4 separate regions of the Homo sapiens genome follow, and regions 1, 3 and 4 are each linked to region 2. Evidence: chromatin loops called from intact Hi-C (ENCODE). Cell type or tissue: MCF 10A. All regions are shown on one strand. Links, peaks and the distances in the headings refer to the core of each region. The heading gives the core; the rest is flanking DNA. Region 1 holds the start of NTN4 (netrin 4). Region 2 overlaps NTN4 (netrin 4). Region 3 has its middle 31 kb from the start of USP44. Region 4 holds the start of LINC02410 (long intergenic non-protein coding RNA 2410).

Region 1 (7,537 bases), core at 1-5,000, 88 kb after region 2:
CATTTTGAGCTAGATAATTTTTGGTTGGGGATGGGGTGGGGAACGCTATTTTGTGCATCGTCTGAGGTTTAGCATCATCTCTGGCCTCCACCCACTAGATGCCAGTGGTGTTCCTCCCCCTAGCAAAAATGTCTCCAGATATTTCCAAGTGTCCCAATGTCCCCAGGGAAGAGGAGCCAAAAATCACCCCTAGTTGAAAGCCACTTATCTAGTCTGTATATTCATGACATGGACCAGAATTAGAATGATTATACTCTCCTCTCTTTTTCCTGAATCAGTATTTCTTCATCTACTTATTGAAGTATTATATTCTCTTAATCTGCTTTTATTCAGTTTTCTCTGTTCTCATACACCTGAGGGTTGGGGGGAGCCTTTCAAGGTATTGCCACATAAGTTAAGAAGAGCTAAAAAGAGACCTGTTTCTCCCTTAGGAGAAAGGAATATTAAAGAGAAAACATTCCACATAGAAATTGGATCAGTAGCTAATGAGGCTGTTTTGCAGAATGAGTTTAAGATGGCCTAAGCTGAAATTCATGTGTCTGTGAGCCCAGAAGAACCTTTGTATGTTAAAAGAAACTACTTTCATTTGTTTGCTACTGTCATACAAAAGTATCCTTCTGTCAAACAGATTTTTTTTTCTTTCTTGGCTTTGTTTTTATTTACTTCCTATTTATATTAACACTATCAGGAAGATACCCGTGTGGGCTCCAGGAACAGACTGTCTCAGTAACTCTTCCCCCTTCAGAAGCACAGTAAGTAGTCCCGAGAACTGAAGCAATGAGGAGCCTCTAGAGTGATGATTTGTGTCTGCTCTTTTTTATATGTGAAAAATTTGAATCTTAGAATACTGACTTAAACCCAGCCAGTGGGCAATCTGCTTGAAAATGACTACACATTCATATGTAAGGGTAAGAAATAATTTATGACAAATAAATCTCATGAAAAATTCTAATTTCATTCATGTTGCTACAAGTATAGCTTCATGCTTTAAAAAAAAATGCGGGCTGGTAACATTTTTCTATCTTACTTACAGTGTAGAGTTAAACAGGTGCCCTTACCTCTCCTCCAGTGCATGGAAAAGGACTGGAGTATTTAGAAGTACAAATAGCGCCCTTCTTGACAACATCATCTTCCAGGCCAAATGTAGCGGAGCAGTTAGTCGCAAAGTACTTATAAGGCTTCCATGTTTTCCCAAAGTCCTGGGAGCGGTCCAGCACCATGGCAGCCGGCCTGGGGGACTTGAACATCACAATTAGGTGAGTGAAGTAGAATTCAGCTTCCAGGTCTAACTGGATCTTTTCTCTGTGCACATCCTCCGCAGACTGCCACCATGTGCGAGGAAACCGGAAGGATGAGTCTGCCATGGCAGATGGCAGGTGAGCCAGGTGAGGATAGGCAGCATTGCACTTGTCACATTTGGGCTGCCGACAAGTCAGATCCGTGTTCTCACTGTAGAAGCAGTACAGTTCGGTAGCATTCTGACCGCAGGTGGTGTCTGCCCAGAGTTTTCGCCCCAAAGCCAAATTTCCCATCCGAGGGTTGCAGGCTTTTTCACAGCGGGAACTCACTCCAGCTACTCCACTCAGTCCTAAGAAAGGGAAAGCATGCATGATGCAAGACAAACCCATCTGGAAAGCTCTTTTGGCCACCTAGTCCATCAACAACAGTCAAGGATCTCCCCAAAAGCGCTTGAGACTTTCGATAAATGGCAAATTCTACCATGCTCCACCATGTTCCTGTTTGAGCATGAACACTGTTCTGCATTCACAATGCATTCGTGTATGCGTGTGTGTGTGCGTGTGTGTGTGTATTTGCTTTTCATGTTCAGATGTAAAATTCACATCACAGAAACAAACACTTTAGGCAGAGGGCAAGAGGAGGGAAAATAGAACCACCAGGGTGAAGATTATTGGCCTAAAACTTTTCAAGTACTTTGCCTTATAAATGTTTTCTGTATTTCAAATACATTGATGTGTTTTTGAAGTCATGACTATTGAAAAACCATAATGTTTTTAAGACCACCTAAGTTAGTCTTTCAAATTTAATGTGAGTCCTTCACATGATTTAACATGTTTATTATGAGAATGTATTTAGAAGGAAATGTGGAATTCTATTTTCTTTATATTTTTAAGCCAGGGAAGGGATAAATTCCCTAGGAAAAGCAATATGAGATATTTAATAAATATACAATGGGTCCTCATTTAGAGGGAGGCAAAGCTAGAGACCTTTGGAGTTCAGATGTGCACTATCAGTTTCTAACATTACATAAACATAACTAAGAAAAAAACTCTCTGAACTGCCAAATGGCAGAAAAGCTTATTTTACATGCTGTCTCTTCAGGGTTTCTACCTGTGACAGGTTATAGAGTAGTTAACTGTTTGCTTAACAGGAGAGTGTCTACAGTCTGGCAGCCACTAACAGCACCTTTAAATATTATCTGTGAACTACAAGACCTTCTTTAAAAAACACACTTTTCCTCCCAAAGGTCCAACAGACTTTAATGTTTTAAAATGACTTAAAATGATAAACATTATCCACTTATTAACATTCTGAGTACATACTATAATCCTTTGATTTGCGTTTGTCATTTTAATTGTGAATACCTTAAGCAAAAATCATCTATTTTAAAGGTTAAAACAGAGGGGGAAAGAGGGAAAAGGAAATCAACCCTTAAATTCTGGCTAATTGAATGTTTCTGCTGCTTAAGAAGCAGTACCTCTGAACTGTTGTCATAGTAAGGATTGGAGGAGGCCAAATGACAGCTTAGGCTGCAACAGAGACATTTCACACACTGACAATGGCCAACCCCACGAAGCCTTGCAACTAAAGGGCTTCCTTAGGCATTATTTTTTAAATGTCAAATTAAAGTGTGCATTATGCCTGGGTTCTGTTTGCCACTTTTCTCATTAGCTGGGGCAACAGTTGCTTGTGGCCAGAAGCACACAAACACACAATGTGCTATGACTCACCTGTAAAAAATTTCAAGGAAAATCATATACTGCCTGTACAAGTATTTTTGACTTGAAACACTTGCCTTGTGATGTTTATTTACAACCTTTCAATGGCTTGCATGTTTTTGCCATAATATGGTTTGAGAAGGAAAAGGTTTTTTTTAAAGCTCATATTTTAAGAGTGCAAGAATTAAAGTAAAATCTTAGGCCTTTAATAGGTCCCTGGGAAAAATATCCAATAATTTTAAATGCCCCTAAACTCCTAAGTCCAGAAAAGATTTGAGCCAGATAAAGAATCCATGGGGCAAAATACTTGGAGTCACTCAAGGGACTATTCAATGATACTAAGGATGCTCCTGTGACTTGGACTGGTTTGGGATGCAGACTGGAAAGCCTGGATTTTGCTGGGTGCCAGCGGCCCTCAGGGAAGAGTGGAAGCCCAAGGGAGGAGATGCGTGCTACAATGTTCTGTAGCCACCAGCGCATCCCTCTAGCCCAGGCGCCCCTTTCTGAAGCAGTCAAGATCCGCACGAGAGACTGGATGTCTGCAGACTCCCTCACATCTCTCCCCCTCACCTACAGGGCTGCGCTTACGCCTAACTGGAAACCAGGTGACCCGCAAGAGGGAGGGAGAGGAGCAGAAGGGGCTCCCGAATACAGAAACCACGAGCCAGGAGCCGGTGGCCTAGGGCAGCCCAAGAAAGCCAGGATGGGAGTGGGAGGGAGAGGGCATCTGCCGACGCCGACGCCGGTTGTCCAGTTACCGAGCCAGGGAGCAGACCCGCCTCCGACCTCCCGCAGAGTCTCTGCCAGGGTACCAATTCCCCAGGGGCGGCCAGCCAGCTCAATGCAAGCCCGGGGTGATCACCACCTATCGTCCAAGCCAGGAGTCCCACTGCGTTCCAGTCACTGCTCCGGGGAGAGGGCGCTCAGCCCTGCCCCAGGTGTCCTTACCTGGTTCTCTAGTACCCAGCACCAGGTCAGGGACACCAGCGATGGGCTTCTACCAGAGACCGGCCCCAGCCCACGCGCGCCCAGGGTCGCTGGGCCACCCCTCCTCATCATTCCTTAGGCCATGAAGTGCCGGGGGATGGCGAGCTGGGTCCTTTGTTCCCTCACCAAGTGGAAAAGCAGTTTTTTAACAAGCCAAACCAAGAAAGAAACCCCGGTCGCAGTATCCCCGGCAGGGCGCACCCAGGATAGCTGGTTATCCAAGCGCATGTGTATCCCAGTTGTAAAAATAAATCAATAGTATTTGAAACTGCGGAGCCCCGGGGAAAGGAGGCGGAACATGGCCACTCATTTCACCCTCGGGAGCAGCGCTCTGCGCTCGCAGCCCTGGCTCCCCTGCACCCCCGAGTCCCGAGATGGGTTAGAGAAGCAGCGAGGGAAGGGGTGGGGGCCCCGCCGCGTCACCACCCACCTGCGGCCACCACCGTGCAGCCCCAGAGCAGCAGCAGCCGCGCGCAGCTCCCCATGGCCGGGAGGAGCCGGGAGCAGCCGGGCCGGGCGGGTGCCGGAGGGAGCCGAGACCTCTGGGCTGCGGGATGAAGCGCCGCCGTCCTCGGGAGGGAACGGGGCCCTGGTTTCTTCCTCCTCCTGGGGCGCCGGGCTCGGTCAGCGGTCGCCGGCAGCTGGGAGCCAGGGGCCGGGACCGCGCGGGGAGGTGGGGTGACCCTCGCGCACCGGCCTGGCGGGTCCCGGGCACCTGGGGGGCGGCGGGAGCCCCGGGACCATAGCCGGCCTGGCTGCGCTGCCCCGCGGAGCGGCCCTGCGGGCTCGTCTGCCGCTAGCCCGGGGCTCGGCGCCCGCAGCCGCCGCTGAACTTTGCGAGACCTTTCACTTCCCGGCCGCCGCCGCCGCCTCCTCCTGGGCGTCCTCCTCCGCTTTTCCCACCTCTTCTGGCTGCCCCGGCTCCGTCCCGTCCTTCTCCACGGGCAGTTCCATGCGATGCATTTTTATTGCACCGACGCCGCGGCGCTCCGGTGCCAGCCCTCCTCCCCTCGCACCTCCACCCCTTCCTCCCGCCCGCCCCCCGCGCTTGACAGCCCGGGCGGCGCAGCCCGCGGGATCGGATCGCCGCTGCCGCTGCCGCCCGGGGGGGGGGTCCCCCGCGCCCCGACCGACGCCCCCGACGCCCGGCTGCCCGCTGGTCCCGGTCGCCTCAGCCTGGCCCCCGGCTGCCCTGGCGCCCCTCCTGGCCCGCGCCCTGCATCTCCCTAGTGACCCCCCTGGTGCCCTGCAGCACCCACAGGCCTCCCCTGGGAAGCAATCTCCCACCTTCTCCCGGAACATTCCTAAGAGCAGTAGACTCCCTCTAGATCAGGTCAGGGCATGCCAAGGGGCTTAAAAAACCGCGAAACAGGCTAGCGCCTACTTCCCACATCCCCCAGCGAAACAAGCCCTCCCTCCTCCTCCAGCCACCCCCTCTCGGGGAGTCCCACGACCCGGGGACGGAACACCCCAACCCAGCCCCGCGTCACCCGCACTGAGAGCGCGCCAACTGCTAAGCGGCGTTCGCCGCTTCTCTGCTGCCTTTTGCGGGGGTAGGGGGATGTCTCGGCTAAACAATCGCTGCCTACATGATCCGAAGGTGTGCCCACTTTGGTGTAAGAGGTATTGCCTAACTCAAACTCAAGGTGCTGAAAGAAAAGGGTCACAGGATTAGCTAGTCGGCAGTGTAAGAACATCGTTGTCCAGAGGCAGGGCAAGGGCACGACAAAGGGAACTCTTCGGTCCTTCCAAGCGTTCTCCCTTTATAGAGTATGCCGTGCTGTGAAACAGTGTTAGGAACTAACTTATGGGGAGCAATTTAGTAGCAACCACACGCAGCTAATTGCAGATAGGATTGCTCAGGGCTGGTGCTTCTGGAAAGAGATTAAATAGCAGCCGAGTCTGAGATTTTTGCAAGTTCTGTGAAAATATAATTCTACTTACACATCCAGGGAAACTGGCAAAAGTTAAGTCGACAGCAATTTTGTATTGCAGTGCTCATTTTGTTCCTTTGAATATTTTCCAGAAAATTAACTACGTTCCAGATACCATTTAGTCGTTGTGTCTGTTACAGATGAGGATAATTCAGAGCTTTGGGATACATGTAGATATTATTTACAATGACCCAGCCAGGAACATATAAGAAGTTTATATCTCCCAGGGGGATCTGGGTTGAGGTCAGCATAATCCATTTGGGCGACATTAAAATTATTCTTCTGGCCAACAGAGGAAAGTAGCAGAAGGTGTGGACAGCAATTCATGTAGCATCACCTGCTTTAGAAAATAAACGCTTTGAGTTCCCAAATACTGGCAATGGTGGGGCTTTCTTCATATCTCCTAATGGAGCCATTGAAACACCTCTCCAATTAATCTTTTTACCAAATAAATGATAGGAAACTATAACAGCCAAAGGTTCTTAGCATAAATGTTAACTTAATAGCCAAGGCAAATTAAACAAAGGGGTGGATGCACATTTATTATTAACTTCTGAGTCTAGTATATTTAGGCAGAACTAATCCATTTCTGTTTTTTAATTAACAAATAAACTTGTATGTATTTATCATGTACAACATGATGTTTTGAAATATGTATACAGCGTGGAATGACTAAATCTAGCCAATGAACATATGCATTTTTGCATATTAACATGCATTTAAGAATACACTCACTGTCTTAGCATTTTTCAAGAGTACAATATATTGCTAAAAATATAGAATGCTTCACAAATTTGTATGCCATTCTCATGCAGAGGCCATGCTAATCTTCTCTGTATTGTTCCAATTTTAGCATATGTGCTGCCAAAGCAATCACAGAACTACTCCATATCTCATTACAAATTTCAAAGCCATTTACTGTCTGCACGAATCCTGCATTGATAATATATTTCTTTGCTGAATAACTGGCTCTTATTTCCTTTAACAAGACAGAAAGCTCTCTAATGGTAGAACAGTCTTTAATATTCAGTTTATACAAAACATTACTATGTTTTTCTGATATTTTTCCTTATTCTTAGCCAAGAACACCTACAATAAGTGTTCATTACATGTTTTTGACTGAGTTGTGTTAAAACTATTGTTATATACTAAGGGGCTAAGGAGACTAAGGACTAAGGAGAAAACCAGTTATATCACAATGATTTCCCATATTCAAAAGGAATCTGCACATTCGACACCAATACTATCTATATGAAAAGCTCAGGAGAGAAAAATAGTCAGCATTCTAATAAACATCATTTGCTTATATAGTCCAGTTTAGTTACAAAGGATATTTTCATTTTGAAGAAGCTATCCAAGAAAAGGTTACCTACATAAGAAAAATCTTGGATAAGTATATTATTGCCTATGATTTTGTTTTTGAAAACATCAGTCATGGATTCAGAATATTTTGTAATTTTATGAATTAGTAGGAAGCTTAGCAAACTTACAGAATTTCAATAACAATTCCCAGAAACCACAAAATTGATAAGTTAAATCTAGAATATTCCTGAGAACTTGAAAGGAAGTTAAAAGGGTCTTTAAAAAGTAAAATAAATGGCATAGCCAGGCGTGGTGGCATATGCCTCTGGTCCCAGCTACTTGGGAGGCTGAGGTGGG
Region 2 (5,000 bases), core at 1-5,000:
GGGGATCCTGGAACCAATCCCTCGAGGATACTGTGGATGGAGGAACAGGGACAACTGTAATCAATTTAAGTCTCAGTGTCTTCATTTGTAAAATAGAAAATATAGCACATAAAGCTATAACTTAGCACATAAACATTGCTAAATTACCTACCACGAGGTCTGGTCCATGACAGCCATTCACCAAATGCTCATTCTCTTCTTTATGCACCTTCTAATTTTGTCCAGACCTTCTGAAGATTTTGATATTTTCTAATTGTTTGCTTGATTATTACATGTCCTCATCAAAAGTAGAATGGTATACTATTTATTTATTCAGTGAATTACTGCATTCCACTTTCTTCTTGGAAGACATTTTAGAGAATTTCATGACCTTGTCCACTTCTCTTCCCAAATGTGACTGATTTTTATTATCCATCAATTTGTAAAGTTTTGGCTGGGTGTAGTGGCTCCAGCCTGTAATCCCAGCACTTTAGGAGGCCAAGGTGGGAGGATCACTTGAGCTCAGGAGTTCAAGACCAGCCTGGGGAACATAGTGAGACCCTGTCTATACTAAAAATAAAAAATTAAAAAATTAGCTGGGCATGATGGCACATGCCTGTAGTCCCAGCTACTCAGAAGGCTGAGGCAGGAGAATTGCTTGAGCCCAGGAGTTTGAGGCTGCAATGAGCCATGTTCATGACACTGCACTCCAGCCTGTGCGATAGAGTGAGACTCTGCCTCAAAAAAAAAATAAAATAAAAAATAATCGTAGCTTCTCTTTTTTTGATGAATTTCAATATGTGTTATTTAATCTTTTTAAAGGATTGCCTTAGTATGATTATTATGTTATGACATATCTATTTTCTCTATTTCTCTCACTTCTTAAACTCTGGTTTTACTTCTTGGATTAAAAAAAAAAAAAAAAGCTGAGATTAAAGTTTCCCAACTATTACTGCCAAGTTACTGTTCTATTTAAAGTGTGGTTTCCACAAACAGTTACTTCATATTGATTCTATGCTGGAATCATTCACAGTTGCTTTCAATATAAAACAAGGATGTCTATGTTGTTTATATGGTATAAAATGAACTCACGTGACTTTGCCAAACCTACAATTTGAAAGAAAAAGCCCACAAGTTACTATTTGAAGAGACCTCAATAACCTTTGGGAAGGAATGGACTGGTTCACAGGCACGAGAATAAACAAATGAAAGGTGCTTATGTTTTCTTACATGTGTAATTGTGGTAAGGTATTCTGGATTTAATTAGTGTAAAAATTGTACTTGAAAGATAGACTGAAATGGAAGCATCACTATACAGGAGGTAAAATGAAATAACTGTTTAAGAGAGATCAGTGCAAACGGAAATGCAGAGACTCTTCCTGAGAGCATCATGAGAAGGGGCTATTTGAGTAGAATGTGAAGAATGGCAATAGAGACTGAGGCAAGAGAGTCATCCACCCAAAGCACCTGCATCTCCAACAGCTGAGTAGTTTTCACCTAAGCCAGAAAGAAGGAAAAAAAAAAAAAGATCTGGATGATATAACCCTTTCTTTACAAAGATAGCTGGTTCATTTGGGTAGGTAGCCATGAAACCAGATGCTATCTTGGTAAATGCTTGGTTTGGGTTTTAGGGCAGAGAGACCAAGTTTATTTTTATTCACTCTGTGCTAAAGGGCAATTGACTACATTTATTTTGGCCCATCAGGGAGGAAGGAAGGGCATGCCAATCTTTCAAGAGGTTGTTTACTTTGACAGAGAATGAATTCTGCTTTCTTTTCCATTTTCTGATTTTCCTTTTAATATGGAGAAAGACTATGTAATAGTTTAAAATATGTGTCTTGGCATAAAAGTCAATAAATTTATTGTAAAGGAATTAACTGGTTGTTTCCTAAAAGGAGTTAATTCTGTTCTACAGGCATTTCTTTAAACACCTGTTTCAAACAGTGTATTCTTCTAAAGTGAGGATTTTTTTTTTTTTTTTTTTTTTTTTTTTTTTTTTTACTTAGGGTCTCAGTCTGCCACCCTGGTTGTGTAGTGCAGTGGTGTGATCATGGCTCACTGCAGCCTCAAACTCCTGGGCACAAGTGGTCCTCCTGCCTGAGCCTCCTGAGTTGCTGGGACTACAAGTGCATACCATCATGCTCAGCTAATTAATTTTTTTTTAAAGAGAGCTTATGCTAGAGACAAGACTGCTATAAGCAGTGGTTTTCAAATGCTGAGCCAAGAGGCCAAAAGGCTGAATCAGAGTCACCAACGATGCTTTTTAAAGGAATGCAGATTTCTGTCCGGACGCCCTGTTGGAGATTCTGATTCAGTGTATTCTGGGCAGGACTCTAAGATTGCACATTTTGAGTAAGTGCTCCCTGGTGATTCTGACCCACAGCCAGGTTTGGGAACCAATGACTTGAGGTGAGAGAAGTGGGGCTGTGAAAGTGGAGGCAAGACCTTGTCCAAACCGTTCTACTTTTGACTCAGAGTCTGAGTCTGACTTCCTGATGAAAAATGACCTGAGAGTTTGAAACTGGCCGTGGTGAGAATGTTTCAACCACAGAAATTGCTAAATGGTGTGAATCAGGTCAGGGTTCCCTCCCACCACGAACCCTGCCGCAAAAGCCAGTACACAATTATCTAGGAAGGTTATTCTCTTTTTTCTTTCTTTCTTTTTCTTTTCTTCCCTTTCTTTTTTCTTTCTTTCTTTCTTTTTTTTTTTTTTTTTGAGACAGAGTCTCCCTCTGTTGCCCAGGTTGGAGTGCAGTGGTGCAATCTTGGCTCATTGCAACTTCTGCCTCCTCGGTTCAAGTGATTCTCCTGCCTCAGCCTCCCAAGTAGCTGGGACTACAGGCGCCCTCCACCATTCCCAACTAATTTTTGTATTTTTAGTAGAGACAGGGTTTCACCATGTTGGCTAGGCTGGTCTTGAACTCCTGACCTCAGGTGATCTGCCCACTTGGCCTCCCAAAGTGCTGAGATTACAGGTGTGAGCCACCACCCCTGCTGTCACATTTTAAAAATATGCCTGCTATAGAAAAATCTACCTGTGTTATAGGTTACCAAAGTCACATAGGTGACTTTAAAGGTTTCAAGTGAGTTACTCTAAAAGAGACTATCCACTTTTTGAACAGAGAGATGAGATTCCTCAAAGTACCTCAGTACACAGTGAGAATTACATTCCCCTTTTTCCTTCTGTGCCTGAGCAACGAGTCACTTTGAGCCTCCATTTCTGTTCTCAGCCCTAGGTTCAGCTGGAGAGATTCATGTTTTCCCTTGTGTTTACAGACCTTAAATGCACTGTCCTTTCAAAAATTTTTTTTTCCTAAGCTGTAGAAATAAATTCAGTTTCAGTGATCTCCCCAGTCTTAAAAAAACAAACAACATCCCTGGAATCCTCAGAAGTGATTTCTTGGCATGGTAATGTGTAGTTGATTGTGCTGGGTCCAACAGTAGACTCTGATTAAGGTTGAAATAAAGAGGAAGTGAGAACAGGGATGATTTAATTGCTCACAAGAAATAAATCTATTGGCTAGAAGATTTGGTTCAGGGCCTCGTTTCTTCAGGTTTGATGAATTTATAACCATTAAGTAAAAATGTACACATAAAACCATAGCATTTAGCATGGTGCTTCTCAGGAGAGTGGGAGGAAAAATCTCCTAGAACATTCGTGGAACCAGTAAGTCCTTGGCTTAACCTGGCAGGAAACTAGCTACCTAACTGCAAACAAAACCCCAAGATTAATGCCATCAATATTTGTTGAATGAATCAACATGCCCAGGTACGTATTTTATTACATGTATCATAGATGCTGTGAGGAAGAACATCATCAATTTGTTTCATTTTCTAGATCAACTCATTAAAAATGACTGAGATTAGAAAGCTGGACAAACTGGCTGGGCGCGGTGGCTCACGCATGAAATCTCAGCACTTTGGGAGGCCGAGGAAGGTGAATCACTTGAGGTCAGGAGTTCGAGACCAGCCTGGCCAACATAGGGAAACCCCGTCTCTACTAAAAATACAAAAATTAGCTGGGTGTGGTGACGAGCACCTGTAATCCCAGCTGCTCGGGTGGCTGAGGCAGGAGAATCATTTGAACCTAAGAGGCAGAGGTTGTAGTGAGCCAAGATTGCGCCATTGCACTCCAGCCTGGGCAACAGGGAGAGACTCCGTCTCAAAAGAACAAAAAAAAAACAAAAAAAAAGAAAAAAAAAAAAAGAAATCAGGACAAACTGTATTTCAGCAATTTTACAGGAAAAAACAGAAACAGCCATCTAAGAAGTAGGGAGGGATCTTTTCAAGGAAGTCTTCCCTAAATTGTCCTCACTCACCCCCACACTCTCCCTAAGGCACTTGCTGTATCTTTTTCATTGCACTTTCCTCTTGTAAAATGGGTGGTAATAATGTTACCTACATTGAAGTGCTTTAGTGAAAGTTAAAAAAGTGAAAACATACACAGCCCTTTGAATAGTGACCAGAAAATAGTATGCACTCAATATACGTCAGCAATTACTATGATATTGTCATCATCATCACCACCACAGAGTACTGAAATGATCTATTATTATACATTTCTCCTCATCTAGAATGTAACATCTCTTAGGGAAGATCTTCTGATTTTCACAGACTTAATGTTGGCACAGGGGAAGCACTCAATAAATGTTTTCTGAACTAAACTGAGCTACAACTTATGTGCTTCTAGTAAATTTATCTCAACTGTTGCTTCAGGTTTTCAATGGTTTTTTTTTTTTTTGGTTTTTTTTTTTTTTGAGACATAGTCTTGCTCTGGAGGCTCCCAGGCTGGAGTGCAATGGCGCAATCTTGGCTCACTGCAACCTCTGCCTCCCAGGTGCGAGCGATTCTCCTGCCTCAGCCTCCTAAGCAGGTGGGATTACATGTGCCTGCCACCATGCCTGGCTAATTTTGTATTTTTAGTAGAGACGGAGTTTCACCATGTTGGCCAGGCTGGTCTCGAACTCCTGACCTCAGGTGATCCACCGGCCTTGGCCTCCCAAAGTGCTGGGATTACAGGT
Region 3 (8,070 bases), core at 1,815-6,814, 120 kb before region 2:
CCTCACTCCTCCCTCCTTCATCCAGTCTATCACGAGGTCTTATTCATTCTACCTTTAAATATCTATCTGTTCTGCAGGCTTTCAGTCTTGCCTCTCATCCACAAGCCATTCTCCATCAAACAGCTAGAGTGACTTTCTAAAATACAAATCTGATTAAGTTATTCTCTCCTTAAACCTACTGAATGACCTTTAGGACTAACTCCAAACACCTTTAGCTGAGTTCCAGGCCTGTATGATTCTATCCTTGTCTACCTCTCCAGTCTTAATTCTTTCTCCTCTTCTCATATCAAGATCACCTCTTTTCTGAGCCTTTGCATATGCTTGTTCCCTCTGCCTCCTTTCTTTGGCTAACGCGCTACTCATCCTTCAGCTCTGAACCGAGGTGTAAAGCCCCCTAAGACAGCTTTTCATTCCTTTCCAGGACTGGGTTTCTATTCCTTTCTAGGACATACTAGGCTATGAGAACTAGGAGGGCAAAACCCAGGTCTGTTTGGTTCAGCATTTTTTTTTTTTTTTGAGCCAGAATCTTGCTCTATTGCCCAGGCTGGAGTGCAGTGGCACAATCTCGGCTCACTGCAACCTCCACCTCCTGGGTTCAAGTGATTCTCCTGCCTCAGCCTCCTGAGTAGCTGGGATTACAGATGAATACCACCATGCCTGGCCAATTTTTGTATTTTTAGTAGAGACGGGGTTTCACCATATTGGTCAGGCTAGTCTCGAACTCCTGATCTCAGGTGATCCACCTGCCATGGCCTCCCAAAGTGCTGGGATTACGGGCATGAGCCACCGCACCTGGCCTTGGTTCAGCATTTTATCCCCAGTGATCAGCACAGTGTCTGGAGTACAAAAGGTGCTCTTGTATAAATATTTATGTAATATAATGTTTATACAAAAAGAAATATTTGTTGGATAGATGCATGAATGGAGAAAAAGACCAGGCTGGGATTTTATGCCATGCTACAGCATCTAGGGGTTTTTTTCTTATAACTGGTGGGAGCTAGTGAGGGATTTTAAGTGGGAAAGCAACATAAACATTTGCCTTTTGGAAAAGTCCCCAAGTGATGCAGATTATGACTGGGATGGGGATGAGGGCTGGAAGCTAGAAGCAGCAATATTGAAATGTTATCACAGTAATCCAGGAAAGAAATCAGGACCTGAATTAAGGTAGTGGCAGGGGGGATAAAGATGGGTTGATTTCGAGAGACAGGGACTCAGAATGATGGCATCTGGTAACTATTTGTTGGGGTGAGTAAAAGAGAAGAGTTCAAGATGACTTCCAGATTTCTTTTTTTTTTTTTGAGACAGTTTTGCTGTGCAGTTGTGTGATCTCAGCTCACTGCAACCTCCATCTCCCGGGTTCAAGCGATTCTCTTGCCTCAGCCTCCAGAGTAGCTGGGATTACAGGCAAGCACCACCATGCCCAGCTAATTTTTGTATTTTTTAGAGAGTACCACCACGCCCGGCTAATTTTTGTATTTTTTAGAGACAGGGTTTTGTCATATTGGCCAGACTGGTCTAGAGCTCCTGACCTCAGGTGATGTCCTGACCTCAGGTGATCCCCTGACCTCAGGTGATCCCCTCACCTCGGCCTCCCAAAGGGCTGGGATTGTAGGCGTGAGCTACTGCTCCTGGCCTGACTTCCAGATTTCTAACTGGATAAATGAGTGATTCACAAATACTTGAGGAGGGTCTGGAGGAGGAAGTCACAACTGAAGTTAATGAATTCCGTTTGGGAGGTGGTAAATCTGGTTACCTCTAGGTTATCCAGGTGAACCTAATAGGCAAGAGGTTAGAATTGAAGATAGAGATTTTGTCGTTAGTGTAAGAGAGGTACTTGAAAAATACAAGTGAAGGTGAGAGATCACCCAGTGACAAGATAAGAAAGTCAATGATGGAACTCTAGGGGATACTGACCTTTTTTTTTTTCTCAGATGGAGTCTCACTCTGTCGCCTAGGCTAGAGTGCAGTGGTGCTGTCTCAGCTCACTGCAACCTCCACCTCCTGGGCTCAAGGATTATAAGTGTGCACCATCACTCCCGGCTAATTTTTGTATTTTTAATAGAGACACGGTTTCACCATGTTGGCCAGGCTGGTCTCGAACTTCTGAGCTCAAGTGATCCACCTGCCTTGGCCCCACAAAGTGCTGGGATTATAGGTGTGAGCCACCACATCTGGCCAGTGACATTGATTTTTGTTTTAAGTTATTTTTAAAAATGTGGCTGGACACAGTGGCTCACTCCTGTAATCCTAGCACTTTGGGAGGCCGAGGTGGGCTGATTGCTTGAACTCAGGAGCTGGAGACCAGCCTGGGCAACATGGCGAAACCCTGCTTCTGCGAAAAATACAAAAAAATAGCTGGGTGTGGTGGCCCCTGCCTGTGGCCCCAGTTACTCAGCAGGCTGAGTTAGGAGGATGGCTTAAGCCTGAGGAGCAGAGGCTGCAGTGAGCCAAGATGGCGCCACTGCACTCCAGCCTGGGTGACAGAGGGAGACCCTGTCTCAAACAAATAAAATAAAATTTAACAACTCTTTATTGAGTATCTTCTATGTGCAAGGCACTGTGCTTAGTAGTTGTGTCTATGTATATGTAGGTGGGGAAAGGAGATTATAAGGAAATGAAAGTTTCTCAATCTTTTAGTCTCTGTTTTTCTCTCTCACCCTAACTCTGTACCTTTTATGCAACCCAACTCAACAACCAGGAAAAAAAGACAAGATCCATTCACATGTATTGCCCAGGGTGTGTCCACCCTGGTTCCTTTTCTTGCTCTAGATAATGTTTCCTGCCATTTGGACTTGCATTGATCTTGATTACCCCAAATGAATTCTTAGAACTCTTTAAGAACTTGGACTTACCTTTCAGAATGTTCTTACTCCTAGATGCTTTGAGGTAGATACCGTGCTCCAGCTCTGGTCATGAGGACCCAAACCCTGGCAGCAACTGGCTCACTCTTACAGTGGGGAACTCTTTTTTTTTTTTTTTTTTTGAAAGGAGTCTCATTCTGTTTCCCAGGCTGCAGTGCAGTGTTATGATCTTGGTGCACTGCAACCTCTGCCTCCCAGGTTCAAACAATTCTCCCACCGCAGCCTCCCAAGTAGCTGGGATTACAGGCATGCGCCACCATGCCCGGCTAATTTTTGTATTTTTAGTAGAGATGGGGTTTTTGCCACGTTGGCCAGGCTGGTATCGAACTCCTGACCTTGAGTGCACCCACCTTGGCCTCCCAGAGTGCTGGGATTACAGACATGAGCCACTGCGCCTGGCCTGGTTTGGATATTTGGTTTGCGTCTTTTGTCTAATAGCAGTCCCTCCTCCCCTGGCCCCCTGTATCCTGATATTTAGTCTTGTACCTGTGAGACAGTTTTTCAAGTCACCACTGCTGGTGTTGATCCCATATTTAACATGTAGACCACATTTAACTCTGTAAGGCTCAGACTTCCTTAGCTAGGGCGACCTTTTAGGAACCCTGCTATGGTGGGATTGATACTGTGCCTTCACTATAAGGCGATTGTAGATTAATAATTAGGATGCTTTTCTCAAAGAAATAGGGGAACTCAATATCTAATATTATTATCTTTATTAGCATTTAAATATGCTAGTAAACCAAGTTCTATCATACTAGTTACTGTCCAAGCATGCTTAAATTTGATGCCTTTTTTGAATAAGACAAGAACATGGAGATTTATTCTCAAGACATACAGAACACTTGAAAAGTCTAAACAATGTGTTAAAATGTAACAGGAAAAAAGAAGCTATGTGTGAATTTCCTGATGTGCTAAATTATTATAGATGTTTGCCTGCTTGGGTCAGAATTATTATCTCATTTCTTGTCTTTCCAGCTGCAGCAAAAATCCTCCAGAGAACCATGTTTACAGCTATGGCCACTGATGATCTTAACAATAGAAATCAGTGATCCTGTTTAGTGAATAACAGCTTACTGTTACTAGTGAATAACAGTTCATACAGTGTTCATAACATGAGCTGGCTATGAAGTGGCATCCAAGAGGAGTTAAGTGGGTATGAATGGCTTAATGAAAAATTACACTTTACAAAATACTTCAAGTCCAGCTGGTGGTAGAAGAAATCCATCTGGGAATTAAGCTCATCAGGAGTTTAACAACTATGCTAGTTTAGGTTTGCCATGACTGAATGGATCTAGAGTATAGGGTTCAGCCCAAGTACAGTGGCTGATGCCTATAATCTCAGTGATTTGGGAGGCCTAAGTGGGAGGATTGCTTGAGACCAGGAGTTCAAGACTAGCCTGGACAACAACACCCCATCTCTACCCCCGTCCCCCCAGAAAAGTTAGCCAGGTACGGTAGCATGCACCTATAGTTCCAGCTACTTAGGAGGCTGAGGCAGGAGGATCCCTTGAGTCCAGGAATTCGAGGCTGCAGTGAGTTATGATCACACCACTGCACTCCAGCCTGAGTGACACAGTGAGACCCTGTTTCTTTAAAAAAAAAAAAAAAGGTGAAACGTTCTTAAGAGTAGGAAAGCAGCATCTGTCTCCTGAGATCGAAACACTTTGTGATTTTTTTTTTCCCATGGATTTACTTCCTTAGTGCATTTTACCATAAGGGGGTGCTCTGGGATAATACTTTTCAGCACAGCAGTGGTCTCTTCTGCTCTGTTAACTGAAAAAAGGCAAGCATTTATTAATTCTGCATCCCTTCTGTATTCACTAATTTTCAAAACGTGTCCATTTACATTAAAAATATGAAAAACAATTAGTGAAAACTATTTAAAATGTAAACAACCAGTGTCTGACTGCTAAGGAAAAGACAAACATTGAAAACTCTTGTAGGGCTCAGACTTCCTTAGCTAGAGCTGACCTTTTAGGAACACTGCTATGGTGGGATTGATATTGTGCCTTTAGTATAAGGCAATTGTAGATTAATAATTAGGATGCTTTTCTCAAATAAATAGGGGAACTCAATATCCAATGAGGCTAGAGCCGGGCGTGGTGGCTCATGCCTGTAATCCCAGCACTTTGGGAGGCTGAGGCAGGTGGATCACCTGAGATCAGGATTTTGAGACCAGCCTGGTCAACATGGTGAAACTCCATCCTCTACTAAAAACACAAAAAATTAGCGAGGCATGGTGGCACATCCCTGTAATCCCAGCTACTCAGGAGGCAGAGGCAGGATAATCGCTTGAACCCAGGAGGCAGAGGTTGCGGTGAGCCAAAACCATGCCACTGCACTCCAGCCTGGGCAGCAAGAGTGAAACTCCATCTCAAAACAAAAAAACAAAAACAGAAAAGAAAAATAAAAAGAAAAAAAGAGAGAGAGAGATTAGAGTCACAGTGAACTGAAGCTGCACTGGATTTCTTCTGGTTTAGGAGAAGAAAGCCATAAAGGATTTGCATTTGTCCTTTTACTTTAGTTATTTTTTTGGTAGCATTATGTTAACTATATCTTTCCGCCGATGCTGTGGAGATTCATTATGGTTGAAATTGCTTTCTTACAAAGCTCAGTCAGTGTTAACCCATCCTTGGGGAAAAGCATAGGAATTAAGAATTACAAAGTAATTTCATTCTCACTTCTGTCACATTTATGAATCAGTTTTTAGGTTTGTGTGTGTGTTTTTTTTTTTTTTTTTTTTTTTTTGAGATGGAGTTTTGCTCCTGCTGCCCATGTTGGAGTGCAATGGCGCGATCTTGGCTCTCCACAATTTCTGCCTCCCGGATTCAAGTCATTCTCCTGCCTCAGCCTCCCAAGTAGCTGGGATTACGGGCATGCATCACCATGTCCGGCTGATTGTGTATTTTGAGTAGAGATGGGGTTTCTCCATGTTGGTCAGGCTGATCTCGAACTCCTGACCTCAGGTGATTTGCCCACCTCGGCCTCCCAAAGTGCTGGGATTACAGGCATGAGCCACCATGCCTGACCAATTTTTAGGTTTTATTCCTGTCTAATTGTGTGGGGTGAGGAGGTGGAAAGGAAACTCAATTCTGTTTGCGAGTACTTGGGAGAGGCAATCAGTAGCAATCAGCTATTCTAAGCACATGATGTTGTGAAGGGCAACAAACTCGTCAAGGCCACCAACAGGACATTTGGAGAAATGGCCACAATATGGAGGCAGGAATAGGGAGTCCTCAATGTTTGGTCAAAAGAATTCCCTGGGTTGACAGCAGCATGTTTGAAGGTGCTGGTTCCTTCCAATCTGAGTGACAAATAGCCCTGGTATACAGCACAGGGATTGGGAGGAATGTTACACCTTTGCTTATGGAGAGCAGTTCTCTCTATATACATTCTCTGAACTCATCTCATTAGGCAAAAGCAGATGAAGCTTCTTTAGTCATCTTCATGAGCATTTAACTCCATATACAAAATGAAAATTTGGCTGAGGATTTACATAATTTAACTTGGGAGATTTTATGAGAGACTAATGTCTAGTCATTGGTCTTTAGTATCCTTGTTATGCCAGTACTTTTTAAAAGTTCAAGATATATTCATCCCAATACCTACTTTTTTTTTTTTTTGAGACGGAGTCTCGCTTTTTTATTTCCCAGGCTGGAGTGCAGTGGGACGATCTTGGCTCACTGCAACCTCTGCCAACTGGGTTCAAGCAATTTTCTTGCTTCAGCCTCTCGCGTAGCTGGGATTACAGGCATGAACCACCACGCCCGGCTAATTTTTGTATTTTTAGTAGAGATGGGGTTTCGCCATGTGGCCAGGCTGGTCTTGAACTCCTGGCCTCAGGTGATCCACCCACCTCGGCCTCCCAAGCTGCTGGGATTACAGGTGTGAGCCACCGCAACCAGCTGCCAATACCTACTTTTAAAAAATACATTTTCCTGCTGGGAGCAGTGGCTCACTCCTGTAATCCCTGCATTTTGGGAGGCTGAGGCAGTTGCTTGAGGTCAGGAGTTCAAGACCAGCCTGGGCAACACAGTGAAACCCTGCCTCTACAAAAAATACAAAAAATAGCCAGGCATGGTAGTGTGCACCTGTGGTCCCAGCTATTCTGGAGGCTGAAGTGGGAGGATCACTGGAGCCTGTGAGAGCTAGGCTGCAGTGAGCTGTGATTGTGCCACTGCACTCCAGCTTGAGTGGACAGAGCCAGACTCTGTCTCAAAAACAAAACAAACAACAAAAAAAACTAAAAACATTTTTCTTAAATATTTGTTAAGTTTCATTTCCCAGAATTGGTTTTCTTTATGGGGTGTGTTTTTATTTTTCCTAGAGGTGATACAAGCAAAAGAGGAAAAAGTAGTCTTGTTAAAGGAAAATGTACATGAGCTTTTCTATCCCTTAATTTTTAGGTTTAAAATTGTATTTCCTTTGTTTTTCCCACCCATGAAAAAAAAACTCACATATTAGACTCTTGATTACAACAGAACATCCTAAGGAAAAGACTTTCTTTAAGAGTTTAATATTAGAAGTCATAGGAGATTATCAAATGGTGAAAAACTAAAACAGAAAGGAAAAAATGTTTTCAGTATTTTTTTTTTGTTTTTGCATTTTTTTTTTTTAAACAATCTTGCTCTGTCGCCAGGCTGGAGTGCAGTGGCACATTCTTGGCTCACTGCAACCTCTGCCTCCTGGGTTCAAGTGATTCTCCTGCCTCAGCCTCCTGAGTAGGTGGGATTACAGGCATGCGCCACCATGCCCAACTAATTTTTGTATTTTTAATAGAGATGGGGTTTCACCATGTTGGCCAGGATGGTCTCCATCTCCTGACCTCAGGTGATCTGCCCGCCTTGGCCTCCCAAAGTGCTGGGATTACAGGCATGAGCCACTGTGCCTAGCCTCAGTATTTGTTTTTTTTTGTTTTGTTTTTTGAGACGGAATCTTGCTCTGTCGCCCAGGCTGGAGTGCGGTGGAGCGATCTCGGCTCACTGCAAGCTCCGCCTCCCGGGTTCACATCATTCTCCTGCCTCAGCCTCCCAAGTAGCTGGGACTACGGGCGCCCACCACCACGCCCGGCTAATTTTTTGTATTTTTAGTAGAGACGGGGTTTCACCGTGTTAGCCAGGATGGTCTTGATCTCCTGACCTCGTGATCCGCCAGGCTTGGCCTCCCAAAGTGCTGGGATTACAGGTGTGAGCCACCATGCCCGGCCAGC
Region 4 (8,070 bases), core at 695-5,694, 100 kb after region 2:
AAGTGGCAGGGGAGTTCCCAGTCTATTAATGACCCTATAGGAAGGGTGAAGGAGGTACAGATTATTATCTCTTACTCTGAAATTTAAAAAATCACAGCCTGCAGACTTGAGGTAATAAGTAGCTAAAGTCAGTAGCTTTGAATTCCTTTCTCAGTCTCACTGGTACGGTCTTGGATATAGCACTTTTAAATACACAAAGACAATCAAATATACTTATTGTTTCTCCGTGTGTCCTGTTTTTTGGTATACAAAAGGAAATTTAAGTGCCCCATTTGTAAACTCCAGATATCCTGCAATCAGTAAATAAATATCTTGAAAATGCAACTCATTCAAAGAAATACATCAATAGAGTCCAACAGAGAAAGGAAAACTTCCCTGTGCAAATCTGGGTGAGCCTGTCCTAAGGTGCTTATCTTTTTTTTTTTTCTTTTGAGATGGAGTCTTGCTCTGTCACCCAGGCTGGAGTGTGGTGGCGCCATCTTGACTCACTGCAGCCTCTGCCTTCCAGGTTCAAGTGATTCTCCTGCCTCAGCCTCCTGAGTAGCTGGGATTACAGGCATGCACCACCACATCCGGCTAATTTTTTTTGTATTTTTAGTAGACACGGGGTTTCACCATGTTGGCCAGGCTGGTCTTGAACTCCTGACCTCAGGTGATCTGCCCGTCTCGGCCTCCCAAAGTGCTGGGATTACAGGCATATGCTACTGCACTTGGCCCTAATGTGCTTACTTTTGATAGAAATTTTTTCCTCATTATAACCAATAACAAATAGCTAGCATTTATTGGGGACTTAATATACAGCAGGCCTTGTGCTAAACACTCTACATACAAGATCACCTTCAGACTTCTTAGTCACCCTAGGGAGAGACTGTCAATTGTCATCCTTGCTTTACAAATGAGAACTGAGACTCACCCAACTAGTAAATAATAGAGCTGAGACTGTAACCCAACCACTGGATTCCAAAGCCCATGAGTGAAACCACTGTGTTCATCATGGGTCTTTGGGAAATAACAGAAAAGCAGTTAGTAGGGCAAACCCATCTTCCAAAGAAACTGAGGCAGGAAAATAGGGTCTGGAGGCAGGGAGCATAAGGCTGACTCATACTTCAGCTATAACAGGAAATATCGTCTCCATAGGGCATAGGCTGTAAATGACTTTGTAACTTTACTTCATCCTTTCCATTTACATAGGGTGTACCTGAAGTAACCAATGGAATCCTCTAGGTATTTAAACTCCCAAAAATTCTGTAACTGGGCCTTTGAGCCTCTATGCTCAGGGCCACTCCCACACTGTGGAGCGTACTTTCATTTTCAATAAAACCCTTCATTCCTTCCTTGCTTTGTTTGTATGTTTTGTCCAATTCTTTGTTTAGGACACCAAGAACCTGGACACCCTCTACCGTTAATAAAACCAGCTTTCATTTTGGTATGGCTCCTTCTAATCTTATATCTAGCCTATATAGCCATACAATTTTTGTTCCATGTTTTCTTTACTTTTTAAATTTTTTTAGATGGAGTTTCGCTTTTGCTGCCCAGGCTGGAGTGCAGTGACGTGATCTCGGATCACTGCAACCTCCGCCTCCCAAGTTCAAGTGATTCTCCTGCCTCAGGCTCATGAGTAGCTAGGATTACAGGTGTCTGCACCATGCCCGGCTAATTTTTTGTATTTTTAGTAGAGATGGGGTTTCATCATGTTGGTCAGGTTGATCTCAAACTCCTGACCTCAGGTGATCCACCTGCCTCGACCTCCCAAAGTGCTAGGATTACAGACGTAAGCCACTGCACCCGGCCTTTCTTCACTTATTATTAAGTTATTAGAAATTCTACACAAACATCAGTTTTCATGGCCATATACTGTTCCAGTGAGTGGATCTACCTTATTATACTTTTGTGTTATTTTCAGATTTTTGCTATTATTCATAATAGTTTTATAGCTATCTCTGTTAAACATTTTGTTAATTTGAGTTTTTTTAATTTTTATTTTCTTATCATCATTAAAATGAAAATATCAGCTCAAAGAAAAGTTACATTTAGGCCACATTGTCAAATTTCTCTCCAAAAATGCTGCATCCATCTGTACAACTATCACTAAGGTATGGTGCCTATTTCACCTCACCCATACCAGCATTGAATATTATACTTTAAAAGTATAAATTTTCCAATTTAGTATGTGAAAAGTGATATTTGTATTAGTATTTCTTTTATTAGATTATATGTAAAATTGAATTTTTTTCTTTGCTTGCTAATCAGTTTTATTTCACCCTTTTTACTAATTATCTAAGATGGAATGAATTTCCAATTTCCTAAGGAAGTTAGACCTTTCTCCATTTCTAATATATGCGTTTAATGCTACAAATTTCCCTCTAAGCACTGCTTTTGCTGTGTCCTGTGAATTTTGATAAGTTGTACTTTTATTTACATTTAATTCAAAATATTTAAAATTTTCTCCTGAGATTTCTTCTTTGGCTCATGAGTTATTTAGAAACACATTGTTTAATTTGCAGATATTTGGGGATTCTCCAGCTAACTTTTCTGAGATCATATTTTGTATAATTTCTATTCTTTTAAATTTGTTAAAGTATGTTTAATGGCCCAGCATATGGCCTATCATGGTGTATATTTCTTGTGAATTTGAAAAGAATGTGTAATTCAGCTGTTATTGAAGTATTTGATAAACGTTCACTAGGTCAAATTGACTGATCTGTTCAGATCATCTATAGCTTTACTATTTTCACCCTTTTCAAATGATAGTCACTGTTAGCAACTAGTAAACAACAGAAGAGAAAAGTAAATAGGAAACTAATTACACTTTTAGTGTATATTGTAGGAAACAGACTGCCATGCATGCTTTCCATGAAGTTTTTGGTTTGTATCTATTACCTCTTTCCACAATGAAGAGGATGTAAGAGAGGAAAAGCAGGGTAAGAGGGTGAGCCAGAAACACAGAAGAAGTTGTTGAAAGGACACACCAAACACATCACCAGTCTGAGATTTTTTCCATATTTTATGTAATGCTTTCATGCCTATTGAGAAAATAAATGCTTGTTGATGAAGATTTTAATCTTTATTGGCGTTCTTTGGAATTCTTGTTTTTTAACACAAAAGTGATAGTATAACTCTTTTAAAAGACATCTATATAATCTTATGTTTTGAACTGGCTCTCTTTTCACTGAAAAATACCAAAAACTCACAGTTATAGAGTTGGAAGGGTAACTGTAGTACAGAAAGTTTGGCCAATTACATAGTGTTACAGTTTTAAGAGCTGCTTCCAAAGCAATCACACTATTCGGAAAAACTTTTTCATAACAAATGTGTTCTTCCTTTAAAATGTAAACAATGAGCCAATCTTAGAAGCAAACATTGACCGCAGAGTCATATCAAGTCCGTTGTTATAAGTACTTTAGTTTTAACAGTGCAGAAACGTGAAGGATAGGTTTACTTTTTAACTCCAACCCTGTTCAAAGATCACTTATTGGCCTCTGAAGGCACAGGTGGCATGCCTGTTATAGTTTAACAGGTAGCCTCTGGGTGAGGTATAGTAGTTCAGATAACTTTGGATGCTTTGGATGCTCTCATGTGTGGCAGTATGCACTTGCTAAAACATTCTCCTCTCTGGGTCTGGAAGCCTAGAGTCTATATCCATATGAGGCACTGGGCAGGTATTCCAGACTTCTGAGTCATGGATGAAAAATGCCATCTTGCAACTGACACAGCAATTCCTTTGCCAAGAAATCATCATATCCTTAGTTTCTTATGTTGAGGTAAATATTCAAGTTCTTGGTAAATAAGGTAGATTTTCTATTTGCAACCTATATCTGAGTATTCATCCTTTTGATAACAAAATTTACAGGGAATATTTTTTCTATCAGAGGCACCGTTAATTATACTAGGCTCTCAAAAGAATTCCAGATTCGCCTCAAATACCAGCAACTCAATTCTATTCCACTACTCAGATCTGTTGGGTTGGGTTGAATTGGAATTGTATTACATTTATAGTTAATTTAAGGAGTATTTACATCTTTAGGGAATTTAGTTTACATTTTTATGAACATCATATATTCTCCATGTATTTAGGTCCTCTTAAAGACATTTCAACAAAGTTGCCTAATTTTCTACATAAAAATCTTGCCAATCATTTATTAGATTTATTACTATACATATTTTTGATTATTTTTATATATGATATATTTTTAAAAGTAATATTTCTTAATCTTTGCTGTATGGGGATGTCATTGATTTTTGTCTATTGATCTTATATCCAGCAACCTTACTAAATTCCTAATTCTAATAATTTGTAGTCTCTTATGCCTAACTCCATGTTTCCATATAAACAACCATATTGTGTACATTTAGGGACCATTTATTTCTTCTTTCCAATCTTTACAATTTTTATTTGTTTTTCCTTTCTAATTACACTGGCTAGAATATGTAGTACATTTTGAATAGTCACAATATTGGAGGACTGGTGATTTCCTTTATTATCTTTGTGAGGCAAACAATATGCTTTAAAATGTTTGTTTTTTAGCTGGCAACTAGATGTTTTGTACCGAGAGAATTCAAGCTATGTAATCTGCACTATTGCTAGAGTCATTTCTTTTCTTAACTCTTTTCTCCTATGTTTACCTTCTCTACTAGTTGATTTGCCCTTTACACACTCTAAGTCCAAGTTTTACATTTGCTTTTCTCATTTCTAATGGTGTACTTTTGTGAAATTGAATATTGATTGTAGAATCTCCTACCAAGAACTTTTTTCTCTTTTCAAATTATTATACTTCTTAATATTCATGGCTTCTAGAAAGAATTAAATTTAAAAATAAAATTTACCTTCAAAGACAATGAGATGACCATGGATCTACCAAATGCTTTCATGAAATGTTCTTTATTTTTTCCTACAATATTCTCAGTACTTCCAAATGTGCAGGTTGCTCTGCTGCACAATGTTGGGAATGCCATTCACATCATGTGAGTAGCAAGCCCTGGGATTCTGCAGCACGCAATCTTCAAGGCTGACTGTGGTAGCCCCGCCTCTGCATTTCACTTTTCCGTCTAATTAGGACTGTGGGGTCTCTCAAGCAATTAGTGATAATCTACTAATGCCTAACTCCAGAAACAACTCTAAATGTGTTTCAAAAAAATTTCTACTTTTGGCTGCAAGCAGAAAAAATATCATGTCTGGGAGATATGTTATGATAATACAGCTTTAATAGGCAACCTCATTCCATGCCAAATCAGTGTTGATACAATATTCTTTTGTTTAGTATTATGTAATTAAGTAAATTGTCACTTCTGTTTCTATAAACACAATTAGGACGAGGTAAAAAAATGGGAAGAGAGGGGAGGAATTCATTTTGGAGAAAGAATCAACATAAAAGTAATATAATTACAACTCTCATTAGTAGTAATAATAATACTTGTGATGAGATGATAATGGTAAGGTAGTAATGATCATCATGATCATCACCATCATAATGATGCTGATATGCCCATGAATCCAAGTTGTTCGGCTTAGTTCCAAGTTTAAGCTGCATTATAGTTTAGTTTCTGCCATAAAAATTTCTTCAAAGCAGAGAGGGAGAGGATTTCATAGCATAGCTTCTGCTTTCTCACTAACAAATGATATATGTCAAACTTACAGTGACACAAGATTGCCAATTATATTATAACTTTATAAACTCTCATCCCATGTACAAGCAAGGTCAAAAATTAATTTTATCCGATTGAAACCAGAAGCTTTCTTTAGAAAGGCAGGTCTTTAGTTAAATACTAAAAAGGGCAAAGACTATAGCCAGTTCATTTTTTAGCTGCATATCTAGAGTTTTAAGTTACATATATATAATATACATTATAGGTAATATGGAGAGACTATAGATAGACAGATAGATAGATAGATAGATAGATAGATAGATAGATAGATAGACACCTATATATAGTATATGTATTTGTGGAATATCTTATTCATTCAGTACTGGATAGCACAGGTCTAGACCTCACAGGGGGTAATACCACAAGGGGAATAATGTGTGCAAAGTGCAGAGTAAGTGCATGTAAATAGCTTGCACTAGCAGAAAAAAGCACTGCAAGGAGCCAAAAGAAGAATATAAATCAATCGTGATCCTGGTAGAATAAAGTTGAGATGCTCTGGCATATTTGCAAGTAATGATACTAGTGAAAGAGCTAAACAGAAGGCAAAAATAGAGACCACAGGTTATAAGAAAAAGTTATGCACAGTCAAGAGTTGGAAAGCAACTTAACTTAAAAAAAATAAAAACCATCTACCCTGGCAGTGTATAAGGCATACTAGGCTTGCTGCTAATACGAAGTAGCCAGGGATATTTGTCTTTCTATCACTGGTGCCAGGCACAGGGTAAGTTCTCAATATATATTTGTTCACAATGGAGGAAGAGTGATCGGTTAGATAGCTATGTGGCCTACTTAAAAATACCACACTTTGCCAACGTCACATGTGGTTCAAGAAAATCTGTTTCTGAGTTGTTTTTGTGGGTGTGGTTCACAGACAATATTGGTGACACATCAGGAAAGATGGCAAGCAGAACGAGAACTAGTGCTACAAAAAGTGATCTCACTGTAACAGCATGGGTGGGCCTGGAAGTCAGTTCTCATGCAACCCCATTAGTTCTAGAAAGTTCTCATATGACTAAGAAAAAGCTGACAGGAATCAAACAGATTTCATCATTAAGCAAACAGAAAACATCAAGTAAGTAAGGGAAAATGTCGAATGAGGTTAGGAGGAAACAATTTTAGATACTTTTATAGCCTCCGGCCTCTTTCATTCCCTTTCTCAATCAGCTCTCCTCCTATCCCAACCCATGACCCTCTCCTACCCTTACCCCAGGAACACTAACAGAGCAGGGATGTTTCTGTATAATCCATTCAAGAAATTGCACAAGATCACCTAAGAAGAGGCTGCTATAGTCTGAATGTTTGTGTTCCTCCAAAATTCATGTGTTGAAACCTAACCCCCAAGGTGATGGTATTAGGAGGTGGAAGGTGATTGAGTCACCTCATGAATGGGATTAGTGCCCTTAGTACTGGAGAAAGCCTGTTTGCCCTGTTCACACCCTTCTGCCATGGGAGGATTTCTTGAGAAGGTGTGATTTTTGAAGCAGAGAGGGGACCCTCACCAGACATCTAATCTGCTGCTGCCTTGATGGTGGACTTTTCAGCCTCCAGAACTATGAAGAATAAATTTCTGTTGTTTATAAATTACCTAGTGTAAGGTATTTTGTTATAGCAGCAGGAACAGGAACCTCTGCTTCTAAGACAGAGGCAGAGCCAGGATTTGAAAAATTAGATGCCAGAGCTCCTGGTCATTATTATTGTACTAAACCAGATCATGCAGTAGTAACACTACTGGCAGAAAGCAAAATGCCTTCAAAGCCATTTTCTTAAAATTCTGTCATGAAGCAGCAATTATCCTTCAACTCATTTTTTTTTTTTTTTTTTTTTTTGAGACGGAGTCCCACTCTGTCACCCAGGCTGGAGAGCAGTGGCATGATCTTGGCTCACTGCAACCTCTGCCTCCTGGGTTCAAGCAATTCTTCTGCCTCAGCCTCCTGAATAGCTGGGACTACAGGCATATGCCACCACGCCCGGCTAATTTTTGTAGTAGAGAAGGGGTTTCAATGCATTGACCAGGCTGGTCTTAAACTCCGGACCTTGTGATCCGCCTGCCTCGGCCTCCCAAAGTGCTGGGATTACAGGCGTGAGCCACTGCGCTCAGCCTCAACTCAGTCTTTAACCAAAGGTTGCAACTTTCTTTACCAGCAAAAGCCACCTAAAAATTTTAAAATCACCCACCAGTAAAAAACAAGAAAACAACCAAGATTCTGAACTCTCCAACAATGAAGAATAGAGGAGGGAGAGGGCAGGGTGAACATGTTACTCCCACTAAGCCTCATTCATAAAATGGGAGTAATAATAACACATATCTTAGAAGATTGTGGTAGGATTAAATACATTAATTAAAGCACTCAGAATAATGCTTGACACATCATACGCATTTAATAAAAATTAACTATTATTTATCTTTTTCCTACCAGGTGCAGTGGT

What was found. A loop is a pair of places that touch in the nucleus more often than their neighbours do. Peaks named below come from ENCODE experiments on the same cell type or tissue, not always from the same donor. Only the 100,000 strongest peaks of a DNase experiment are listed, where the experiment ranks them.
Region 1: a loop joins it to region 2, with 5 times the contacts of the local background. A loop is called at or near these places in 5 of 110 quality-filtered maps.
Region 3: a loop joins it to region 2, with 2.4 times the contacts of the local background. A loop is called at or near these places in 4 of 110 quality-filtered maps.
Region 4: it touches region 2 in a loop (7-fold over the local background); 5 of 110 quality-filtered maps call a loop at or near these places.

What each region holds. Positions count from the first base shown.
Region 1 is chr12:95,785,881-95,793,417 of GRCh38, forward strand. NTN4 (netrin 4) reads right to left here and starts at 4,884. Exons shown (of 10, transcript NM_021229.4): 1 at 4,375-4,884; 2 at 1,059-1,588. The coding sequence starts at 4,429. It also overlaps the pseudogene RNU6-247P. In MCF 10A, for the core only: no CTCF peak of the experiment used is centred there; no DNase peak of the experiment used is centred there.
Region 2 is chr12:95,698,137-95,703,136 of GRCh38, forward strand. All of the region lies in intron 5 of NTN4 (netrin 4), which reads right to left. Among named protein-coding and RNA genes, the nearest start is that of NTN4, 90 kb to the right of the region's middle. RefSeq lists enhancers at 2,186-2,255, 2,306-2,355. In MCF 10A, for the core only: no CTCF peak of the experiment used is centred there; a DNase peak (open chromatin) is centred at 2,405.
Region 3 is chr12:95,578,064-95,586,133 of GRCh38, forward strand. No RefSeq gene overlaps it. Among named protein-coding and RNA genes, the nearest start is that of USP44, 31 kb to the left of the region's middle. In MCF 10A, for the core only: a CTCF peak has its summit at 4,618 (motif pointing right); no DNase peak of the experiment used is centred there.
Region 4 is chr12:95,799,510-95,807,579 of GRCh38, forward strand. All of the region lies in intron 2 of SNRPF-DT (SNRPF divergent transcript), which reads right to left. It overlaps LINC02410 (long intergenic non-protein coding RNA 2410), which reads left to right and starts at 3,588. Exons shown (of 2, transcript NR_135016.1): 1 at 3,588-3,761. In MCF 10A, for the core only: no CTCF peak of the experiment used is centred there; a DNase peak (open chromatin) is centred at 3,672.